Regions from separate parts of the Homo sapiens genome. Here all the other regions are linked to region 3. A link is a contact called in ENCODE Hi-C or POLR2A ChIA-PET data. All regions are on one chromosome and are shown on one strand. The core of a region is the stretch at or near the end of the contact, and the rest is flanking DNA. Distances in the headings are between cores, read along the strand shown.

Region 1 (3,579 bases), core at 468-2,967, 890 kb after region 3:
AATTCATACTCTGGTTGTTGTAACATGGACAATTACAGAATCATCATTTCCATTTTTCATCTTGCTGACTACCTGTGGTTCCATTAAGAATCAAGAATTCTTTTTTTTTTTTTTTTTTTTTTTGAGATGGAGTCTCGCTCTGTTGCCCAGGATGGAGTGGAGTGGCTCGATCTCGGCTCACTGCAACCTCCGCCTCCCAGGTTCAAGCAATTCTTTTGCCTCAGCCTCCTGAGTAGCTGTAACAACAGGCGTGTGCCACCACACCCAGCTAATTTTTCTATTTTTAGTAGAGAAGAGGTTTCACCATATTGGCCAGGCTGGTCTCAAACTCCGGACCTCATGATACGCCCGCCTTGGCCTCCCAAAGTGCTGGGATTACAGGTGTGAGCCACCAAGCCTGGCCAAGAATCAAGAATTCTTTAAGAAGAGACAGTCTTTGAATGGGAAGCTGGCCTCCAGCCACAAATGCTACTTACTACAAAAACCCACGAGGTTACTTATTTGAAAGCCTCAGACAATGCCTGTGGAAAGAGGAAGAAAAGCCACATTCACAAGGATAAATAGGGCAGAGTAGAAGCCCTATCCACTGGTTCTCAATGTTGAAGGCTCATTAGATTCATCCACGCTAAAAAAAAAAAACAAAAAACCAACCCACCAGCACTCCACCCACAAAGATTCTGATTAAACTGGTTTGGGTTTGTGCCTGAATACTGGGATTTTCTTTTCTTTTTAAATTTTTATAAAGGGGAAAGTGGCCTGGTATGGTGGCTCGCTCCTGTAATCCCAGCACTTTGGGAGGCCAAGGCAGTAGAATCACTTGAGCCCAGGCGTTCGAGACTAGCCTGGGTAACATAGTGAGACTCTATCTCTACAAAAAAATTTTAAAAATTAGCCAGGTGTGGTAGCACGTGCCTGTGGTCTCAGCTACTCGGGAGGCTGAGGTGGGATGATCATTTGAACCCAGGAGGTTAAGGCTGCAGTGACCCATGTTCATGCTGCTGCACTTCAGCCTAGGAAACAGTGAGACCTTGTCTTAAAAAAGCCAATACACCACTAGGGTCAGTAAGGTGAGTGGAATCCTGGGGTCCTCCAAACTTCCCTGGCCTTCTCCCCACTTTCCTCTTTATTTTTGTTTTGTTTTTTGCCATATATTGGCATTTTTAAAAAGAGCCCAGGCCGTGTGCAGTGGCTCACACCTGTAATCCCAGCACTTTGAGAGGCTGAGGCAGGCGGATCACCTGAGGTCAGGAGTTCAAGACCAGCCTGGCCAACATAGTGAAGCCCCACCTCTACTAAAGATAAAAAAAAAATTAGCCAGGCATGGTGGCACTCGCCTGTAATCCCAGCTACTCAGGAGGCTGAGGCAGGAGAATCGCTTGAACCCTGGAGGCAGAGGTTGCAGTGAGCTGAGATTGCGCCACTGCGCTCCAGCCTGGGCAAGAGAGAGACTCCGTCTCTAAATAAATAAATAAATAAATAAATAAATAAATATTTTTTAAAAGAGCCCAGGCGATTCTATAGTAACACACAAACAAGGCTGCAAATCCTGGACTGGCCGCTTCACATCCCTTTCTTAGCACAGGTGCCTTCTCTTCCTAGTTAGTGCTATTTGCATGAAGCATTTCCAGGTGACTTTCAACTTCCCTATATTCAAACGTCCTGCCATCCGCTCTTTTGCATAATAAAAGTACATATGCCACACTGAGTATTGTTCTGTGTAAAGCTGATGGTGCTGTTCACATCAGAAATTGCAGCACTGAAGAACAGAGTTCATGCAGACTTTTACAACATGCATCAGCTACAGTGAGTATTCTTGCATGCTTTTGGCCAATGCAAGCTCTCATGGCACGCTGTACTGTAAGCTCCGGGTCGGTGTGCACTTCTGTTTTGTTCCTGCATTTCAAGCCATGCGAATTGACATGTTTTCTTCCCCAAGGCATTTGTTTGTTGATGGTACCAGCTGTCAAAAACCAAGCAAGTGGCAGTGCTAGAGGTGCCACAAAAGTGCGAAGGAAGTGTCAGGCTGGATGTCAAAATGAACACCTTGGAGAACTGGATGATGGAACAGACGGTAAAAATCAGCTAAACATCAGAGAAAATGGAGGAAGAGGTCAAAACTGTGAACAGGAACTAGAAGAAAGTGTAGCAGAAAAAGACTTGTCACAAACTTCGAGAGATTTGGAGAAAATGATGTCAAAACACATCTTCCTCAAGCCCATGCTGAGTATCTCTGATTTGGTTAATTTCTTGGTAAGTGTTCCAAGTACAGACAACAAAGCAGAAAAGCACTGATTACAGGGAAGAATTAAAGAATGTACAGAATTTCTGGGACGGATAGGGAAACAGGTGGGTGGCTAATAGCCAGGAACAATGTAGTTAAGAGTGCTGAGTTTCCGCAGCAGGTGCTTGCCCACACCTGTGACATTAGGAACCGGGCAGTGGAGCCTCCCTCAGAGCTACCCCAATCAGATCTCCCAGCAAGCTCTACCCCATACGGCCCATGCCCACCTTCCCAGCTGCAGCTTCTGAGTTTCACACAGGTGCTCTGCTTGGCAGACCTGCAAGGAAGTCTGAAAAAGCAGTTTGTGGTTTTCCGTCTGTGCAGCTCAGGAAGGTACACCTGATGGGAGTTAGCTGGGCTTTGGCTAGCCAACCTGCAGGGTCTGGAACTGCTTCTGTTTGCAGGACGCATCCCCCTATTCCAGACAAGCTCTGGATTCCCCTAAGTGCCTATTACATGACAAAGGCAGGCTTTGTGAATGAGCGAATACATCAAACCCTCTCATAGTGCTGCTGCCTACCAGCCAGTGGGTCTGTTTCTGTGCTGCCACCAACTTTGTTGAGCAATATTTGTCTTACAGCTATTTTGAGTATTTTATTGCACTGCCTTTGTTCTTTTATTCCACCCCTCTTCCTCTCTCTCTAAGTGAAAGAAGTGAAGTAACGATATTTGTGATAAGAAGTGTAGTCTCATACATTTTATGAAACTGAAACAATTAAAATTACCAGTAGTATCCGAAGCAGCCTATCTATATCCTCAATGAGACCTCAGTGGGAAAAAAGATCTACTGCCTCTTCACCTGTAAATAACACGTGAAACTGCTAAGACCGTGTTATTGAAGAATGTGGCTAGTGGGCAGAGTGCCATTTGGAATTTTATAGTCGTCATTATCTTTCTGGGAGTGGAACCTCCCTTATAACGTGGAAGGCTATTTTCAACTTTTGCACTTTTTTACTTGGATGCCTTTTCCAGACTCTGTTAACGTTTGGAATTGGGTTTCACTCTACAGAGAAAGAGAAGCAGGAGGACAGGTGTAGAGGGGAGGAGAGGGAGGACCGTGGGTCGCAGATTGGGCCTATTCCCCTGCACTCACCACTTTGTCTGTCACTGCCAGCCCGCTCCCCCCTTTTCAGATACCAACACCAGGCCAGGGGTGACAGCCCAGGAAGGTGGCATCCACAGCCCTCAGCCCTCTGTCCTTGTCATTCACTCCTACCAGTCCTCAGCCCTCTTATCTGTCTGGGAGTGAGATGAAGGGCAGCTGGAAGCGGGAGGAAAGGTCCTCTCCTCTCCACTAC
Region 2 (3,343 bases), core at 427-2,926, 720 kb after region 3:
TGCCCTGGGCCCCATCCCCTTTTGCCAGCACAATTATCCCCTTTCTGTTGTGTTCATCAATTTCTTCCTTCCTACCAGAGCCTTTCCATGGAAGTTAAATGGGACTTAAAAAGCTCTAAAGCCTTAGCCTCATATCCCCTTCTTGCTATTATACCATGTTTCTGCCCCTCTTTAGAGTGACTGTTCCTGAAAGAGTTGTCTACACACTGACATCTCCACCTCCACACTTCTCATTCTCACTTCCACCCACTCCAACTGGGCTTTTAGCCCTAGTTGTCTGTTTTAATAGCTCTTATCAAGGATGCCAATGACTGACATCTTAAGGTCACATTGGTGGCCAGTTCACCATCCTCTATTCATCTGGCCTGTCAGTGGCACTGAATGCGTTTGACCACTCTCTCTGTGGAAGACTGAATTATGGGTCCTATTTCTTGTCCTGCCTCACTCTATCCCTATCCCCTTCAATCCGACTCTGCAGTCCCTCCCGCTAGATGTAGACTATACTGTACTTTCTTGCCCCTTGACTTTGGGCGTGGCTGCATGACCCCTTTTGGCCAATGGAATGTAGGAGGAGGTGACATGGTGCCAGTTCCAAATCTAGGTCTTTAGAGGCATTTTATGTTTCCACCTGCTTTTTTGTGCCTATTATCACCATGGGAGAAAAATGTGCCCTAGCTGGCCTGCAGGTACAAAAAGAGTGAGGGACATGTATGCAGAGCAGGCTCAGCCCAACGGTGGCTTAGAGCTGCCCAGCCAACATCAGCCTCATCTAGCCAACCTCCAGCTGACTCACAGCTTTGTGAATCAAATAAATATTTACTGTTATGCCATTGAGATTTTTGTGGTTGTTTGTTACCTAGCAATAGCAGACTGATACATCCTCTTTCTCAAAATACTTCCTTTGCTGAGTTCCTTGTAATCACCATCTTCTGGTTTTCCTCCAGTGTCATGGGCTGTCTTCCTCAGTCTGCTCTGCTGGGTTTTCCCCTACCAGATCTCTAAAGGTTGGAGTGGCATCAGTCTCAGCCATCTGCTACCTTCTTTCTTGACTCTCTCCCTAAGTGGAATTATTCTGGCCTACTGCTTTGAAGACTACCTACATGCTGGTTCTCAAATTTAAATCTGAACTCCAGACTCAAAGCTGTCTACACATATTTACCTGATGTCTGATAGGTCTTGGCATGGCCCAAACACAATTATGGATCCACCTCCTACCCCCAACATAGGACTACCCAGTTAGTCCTGGGTCAGATCATCAGTAAGCCTTATCTATTCCCACCTCCAAAACTGACCCAGAAACCAGTATCACATCTCACCATCTCCATAGCCACAACTGTGGTTTTTAAAATCTCCTCCTGCCAGGACTTTTGCAATAGTATCTTAACTGTTTTCTTCACTCCCCACCTTCTAACCCTCCAAAGGCTTCCCACTGCAACAAAATAAAACCCACACTTCTTACCTTGATCCATGAGGACTCAGCTACCTATGTTCCCAAGGCCCCTCTATTCTTCTTGCTCACATTGCTCCAACCACGTTGGCCTTCACGGTGTTTCTTAAGCATAAGGAGCACATTTCTGCCTCAGGGCTTTTGTTTTTACTTGCCTTTCTGCTTGCAGCACTCTTCCCCAGATCACCACATGGCTGCCTCCTTCCCACCCAGAAGGTCTCGAATGCCACCTCCTCAAAGAGACCTTCCCTGGCTAAATAAAACAGCACCCATCAACCTACCACACACACGGATGCACCCACATGCACACACACACACCCCTCTACCACAATACTCTAGTTTAGCTTCCTTTTTTTGTTATTTTTAATTTTCTTTTGCAGAGGCAAAAGAAGACACTTGCTGCCCAGGCTGGTTTTGAGCTCCTGGCCTCAAGTGATCCTCTTGCCTTGGCCTCCCAAAGTCCTGGGATTATAGGCGTGAGCCATGAGTCTACTCTGTTTCTCCCATTAAAATATAAAATCCTTAAGAACAGGTATTTGTCTCAGTCTCTGATGTATTACCAGGGCCTAGAACATGTCTTGTACATAGTGGACTTTCAATAAATGCTTGTTGATTGACTGACTGATGCTAGAACTGAATAGAGAAGGGATACAATTGGCTAGATTGTGAACATGGGAATGAATGTCCCAGGAAGGCAACTGCAGAAAGGCTGGAGAATTCAAGATACAGTATATCCAAGGGGTTATGAGGGGCCAGGCTGGCTACAGGAGAGAATTCATGGGGAATGAGGGAAGAAACTTCTGCATGGTGGAAAGACTTAAATGCCATCACTCCCAGTCATTGGAGATCGTGGGTGCCCCTGAGGGTTACAGATCAAGGACGTGATATGTTGAAAGCACAGGTTTTAGGATGATTAGTAGGGTTGAAAGGTATGCATTTCTGAGTGTCCTTAACTATGTGTCTTCCCTTGGGATCCCAGAATTTTAGAAGACAAAGACATCTAGAAGAATCTGAGAGCCCAGGGGAGCCAGAGAGATTGGTCCCCTTGGATTCCAGATGCAAGAAGAAGCCATTACCCAACCTTTCAGGGACCGATACTGAGTTCCCGGTTCAGGAAGTTCTCCCTGTGTAATTAAGGATTTGCCAAGCGCACAGCCGGCATTCATACACACGTGTTAACGAGCTGGTGCCCCAGTGTCCCTGGGCTCCCTTATACCCTCCCCCGACACACACACACACACACACACACACACACACACACACACACACACACACACAGTTGCTTTCATGTACCCAGTGGCTGAACACAAGCTTCCCCATACCCCCACCCCACGGATGCATCTCTAACCCAGCTACTTGCCTTCCCAGCCCCCTCCACCCAATTCTATTGTCAGGGCTGAACAAAAGGCCCAAGGCATCCTGGGTTAAAGGATTTTTAACTCTGCCAATCCCAGGAGGCTCCAACATGAAGCAGCTTCCTGCTGGAGAAAAGTGACTGAGACATCTCCCCAGGCGACAGGGGAATTTTTTTTTTTTTTAATCTGGTCTGAAAAACAGAACCTAGCCGCCAATCAGACACTCCTCCCCCCAGGACCCCACCCCGGAGACCTCCCAGCAGTCAAATGGGCCTTGAGGTCTCTTTCCTGATGACTTCTATTTGCAGGCGTCAGGCTTGTTGCTTCCCACGTCCCCCCCGACCCCCATCAGACCGGACTCTGGCTCTCCTCTCCTCCCGCACCTCCCCCACCCCGCCCTGTGCCCGGTGGCTGCCCCCGGCGCACGGACAGTGCCCCCTCCGCCTCTCTGCTCCCCGGGAGTGCCGGCAGTGCCCGGGCAAGGCCAGAAGCCCAGGCTAGGCCCCCTCCGTGGGCGCGCCAGGTTCTGTGCCGCGTCGTC
Region 3 (3,524 bases), core at 722-3,221:
ACCTGAGGAAAGAGCTAGTAGAAGTGATGCTTGGTTTAAATTTTTGGTGCTTTCCAGTATGGTACCGAAGAAATAAAAACTCACAAAATAAATAAGGTCCTCAGAGTTAAAGACTTTTCCCCAGAAGAGGTTGTTGGTATAAATAAAAAAAACAAGGAATTCATATGCTGTATTTGTACACTAAGAACAATGTTTTGAGACATGTAAATCTTATCACTCAGAAAATATTTTGTTGGCTATAAAGAAAACGCATCGTAAACTGAAACAGAACTGAATAAAGTGAACCTTTACCACAATTAAAATATTTTAAATTCACCCTATTATGAAAACTTAATAATAAATTCATTTATCCTTAAGTGTAAGAGTAATACATATTCGACACAGTAAAGGACAATGCCATTTCTGAAACAAAAGATCATGTGCAATGAAAACAAAGTAACATTTTGCAGAGTAAGAAAAAGTAAAGAGCCTGTGAACCGAAACAGATGACCTTTTCTTATATATAAAGCTTCAGTTTTTAGCACAACCAGCACCTTATGAATAAAGTTCTCAATAACATTTGTTGATATACTGTTTGATGACTAAACGACAGGAATATTGTTGGTGCTGTTAAAACCAAGGCACATTTCCTTGTGTGTAGTGATTAAAATCTGTTAAATGTACATTTTTAAAAAACCTCTGCCCTCTGTCCCCTTCTTGCTCTCTTGCCTCTAACAGACCTGCACGTACAAAAATAAAAGTAGATGGTGACGTGAGTTTATGATTTACATTAATTTCCCTACTCGGAGCATTTTTCACTAAGTCTTTAGAGGTTTTAAGATTCAAACACTATGTAAGAAGAATTATGGTTTGAACTACGTAACAATTACCTAGACATCTTTTGGACTTCAGTTAACCTGTAAGTAAAATGAGCATCTTTAACTTTTCCACGGGGCTTTGGAGAACGGGTTCTTCCTCATAAACGCTTTCATATACTCAGACACGAGGCGCGGTAGAAGATCAAGCGTATCCATCAATTTGAGAGCTTTTCACGACCTCAGTTTACCCACTTAGGGAAACGGGCGTATTAACTTGTTTCCTAGGGGACCCGGGGGTGAAATTAATTAGCGTGTTTAAAATGCTCTGAGATCCAAAGATGAAAGGAAATGTGAAAGACGCGCAGAGATGATGACAACAATCATAACAATAAAAAGAATGACTAACTTGAAGTCTGCGTTATGTAAGGGAGGAAAAGAAGTTATCAGATCCGCACAAACAAAAGGGAAACCCACCGCCCCTTTTGTTTCTCCCATTTCCCTCTCCTCCCCGCCACCCGCAGAGCTCCCCTCTCGCAGCCGGAGCGCGCGGCCAGCCAGGCGCGGGGCTCGGAGTTGGCCGCCGCGCGCCCCGCTCCCGGGCGGAGGGGGAGGCCGCGTAGGGCCGGTTCCTGACAAAGGCGCTTCCTCGAGCCAGGGCGCGGGATGCAGGCGCCGCAAACTCCGCTCCCCGCCGCAGCGGGGGCGCGCAGGCGGGCGGGGAGAGCCGGCTGCTGGCCGCCGGGGAAGCCGCCGAGGAAGTTGCGCGCCCGCCCTCCCCGCGCCCCTCGGCGGCCCCGCCGCCATCCATCCCGCGGCGCCCCGCGGTCACACTTACCGGACAATTGCTGGTGGCCGGGATCCCAGAGCGGCCCCCGAGACCCGAGGCGAGAGGGTGAAGTGTTGTGCGCGGGGAGCGCGAGCAGACAGCCCGCCGTTCCGCCGCTGCCCTCCGCGCCCGCCAGCCGAGCCCAGCGAGGGGAAGTTGACCACGGAGCCGAGCGCTGAGGAGCCGCGGACGCAGGGAGAGGCGTTGGGGCTGCTTTGTGGTGCGCTCCCGGAGGGCTGGGGACCAATTCGACCGCACCGCGGGACTAGGGCTGCTGCCGCTGCTGCTAGTGGAGGCGGCGGCGGCGCCCCCCGACGGTCCCTCCGCCTCACACCGCCTCTGGGTCACTGACATACACTCGCAAGGAGGGGAGGGGTCTAGCCGGGGGGCGGGGCCTGAGGGAGGGGACCGGGCAGGGCCACAGCGGAAGGCGGTGTCGCCGCACCGAGAAGGCTCTTGGGAATTGTAGTTCTCCGGTTGAAGAAAAAAGGGATTCATTGTTGTCCAGCACCCTACCAGGCTCGCTCTGCACTGAGCATGCTCGAGGGCGAGGTTTGGACCGCCCCCTCCCACCGTTACCATGGTCACCGACACACTTAGCGAACGTGTTCAGTGCTGCTGTTGGCTGAACAAGGACGGTCTTGTATTATGGTGTTGTTGGGGATCCAACCCTTAGACGGTCCTTCCTACTTTTCTCCACCTCCAACTCCTAGCCTTACCAGTCATAAGTACCCAGTGAGGTCTGACTTTCTCTCCATATTTCAGTCTTCCCTGCTGCGTAATTTATCTTCCACAAACCCTAAATCACAAATACCTCTGTCCCTCACTTCCCTCAATTGAATCTTCTCCGGCTAAATTCAATTTTCTTTACCTAAGACTTGTCGAAATGTAGTTGTTTCCAGTAATTGAACAATTAGGTTATAAAACTTAGGAATATCACCACTATCAAAGTCCCGTAATTAATTACTTTGCTCAGTTAGTCACATCTAACTTTAAGATTAGCAAAGGCAAAGTACAGAATTAAGACCCCTATATTTTACTTGATTACTATAAAAGAATCCGGGTTCGTTCATTTTAAGGCCTACAATTTTTAAGACATACAAATTTCATAAAGTATACGTTCAAAAGACAAGTTGAAAATTGTTTATGTGTATTGGCCAACTTTAGTTTGGTAATAAGAGAAGTCTGAACCAAGGTATGAGTATGTTGTTGGGCTGGTCAGCTAAGTCTACACCCATCTTGGGCACCCAGGTGTGGAAAGGTGGTAGGGAGGAGGGTGGAGAAAGGCAGGACACATTACTGGCTCTCCGGAGAGCTAAAGGCAACGCGTCCTGAGCGCTTTTGTTTTCCTTCTCCACCTACCTAGAACCCCACACCCTGGAAGAAAAAGATTAATGCTTAGGAATCAGACACACTTTTGGAGCAAGGCTTTCAGAGAGTCTCAAGATCAGAAATCCTTATATCTACAGACTATATAATTATACACTCATTCAAAAAATGCTTGTTGAGTGTCTACTTGTGCTAGGCACTGTTTTGAGCCCCAGAAATAGAGATACAAAAATGTAAAAGAAACATTCTTATTTTCAGAGTGCTTACTATGCAAAGGAGGAGACAGGTAAATAGACTTAATTTGAGAAGTACTACAATAGGAAAATGCAAAGCTACCCACAGATGTGGGCAAAATCAGGAAATGCTTCAAAGATCACTTGAGATAACTAGGAATTAACATGTTTGTGTATTTTGGTAGGGGAGGAGGAAGAGAGAGGTGGGTGAGAGCATTGGGGGTGGTGTTGGGGAGAGCATCAAGCACAAATACCTAAAGGTGTGAGACCCAAACGTATTTTGGTTCAGCAAATAGTTGCATTGCTGGCAGTAGAATGGAGTTGGGGGAGTGGCAAGAG

What was found. Hi-C counts contacts between places; a loop is a spot of excess contacts on that map. ChIA-PET counts read pairs that join two places held with the same protein, here RNA polymerase II (POLR2A). Pooled maps may share reads with other maps.
Region 1: a loop to region 3 is called in a pooled map, with 1.8 times the contacts of the local background. The contact joins the promoter of LINC02576 here to the promoter of PELI1 in region 3. A Hi-C loop is called at or near these places in 2 of 50 pooled maps. POLR2A ChIA-PET finds 5 or more read pairs at or near these places in 2 of 52 experiments (A673 and CD4-positive, alpha-beta T cell).
Region 2: a map of IMR-90 shows a loop between it and region 3 (5-fold over the local background). The contact joins the promoter of LINC01800 here to the promoter of PELI1 in region 3. A Hi-C loop is called at or near these places in 2 of 168 maps with a recorded cell type or tissue (IMR-90 and PC-9), 1 of 37 single-sample maps with no recorded cell type and 10 of 50 pooled maps. POLR2A ChIA-PET finds 5 or more read pairs at or near these places in 1 of 52 experiments (MCF 10A).

The regions. Positions count from the first base shown.
Region 1 is chr2:65,029,010-65,032,588 of GRCh38, forward strand. LINC02576 (long intergenic non-protein coding RNA 2576) reads left to right here and starts at 1,718. Exons shown (of 3, transcript NR_183398.1): 1 at 1,718-1,803; 2 at 1,937-2,250. RefSeq lists an enhancer at 2,068-2,931.
Region 2 is chr2:64,861,955-64,865,297 of GRCh38, forward strand. LINC01800 (long intergenic non-protein coding RNA 1800) reads right to left here and starts at 1,677. Exons shown (of 5, transcript NR_110224.1): 1 at 1,460-1,677.
Region 3 is chr2:64,142,449-64,145,972 of GRCh38, forward strand. PELI1 (pellino E3 ubiquitin protein ligase 1) reads right to left here and starts at 1,972. Exons shown (of 7, transcript NM_020651.4): 1 at 1,633-1,972. RefSeq lists silencers at 1,420-1,489, 1,500-1,569, 1,710-1,779, 1,860-2,049, 2,140-2,199.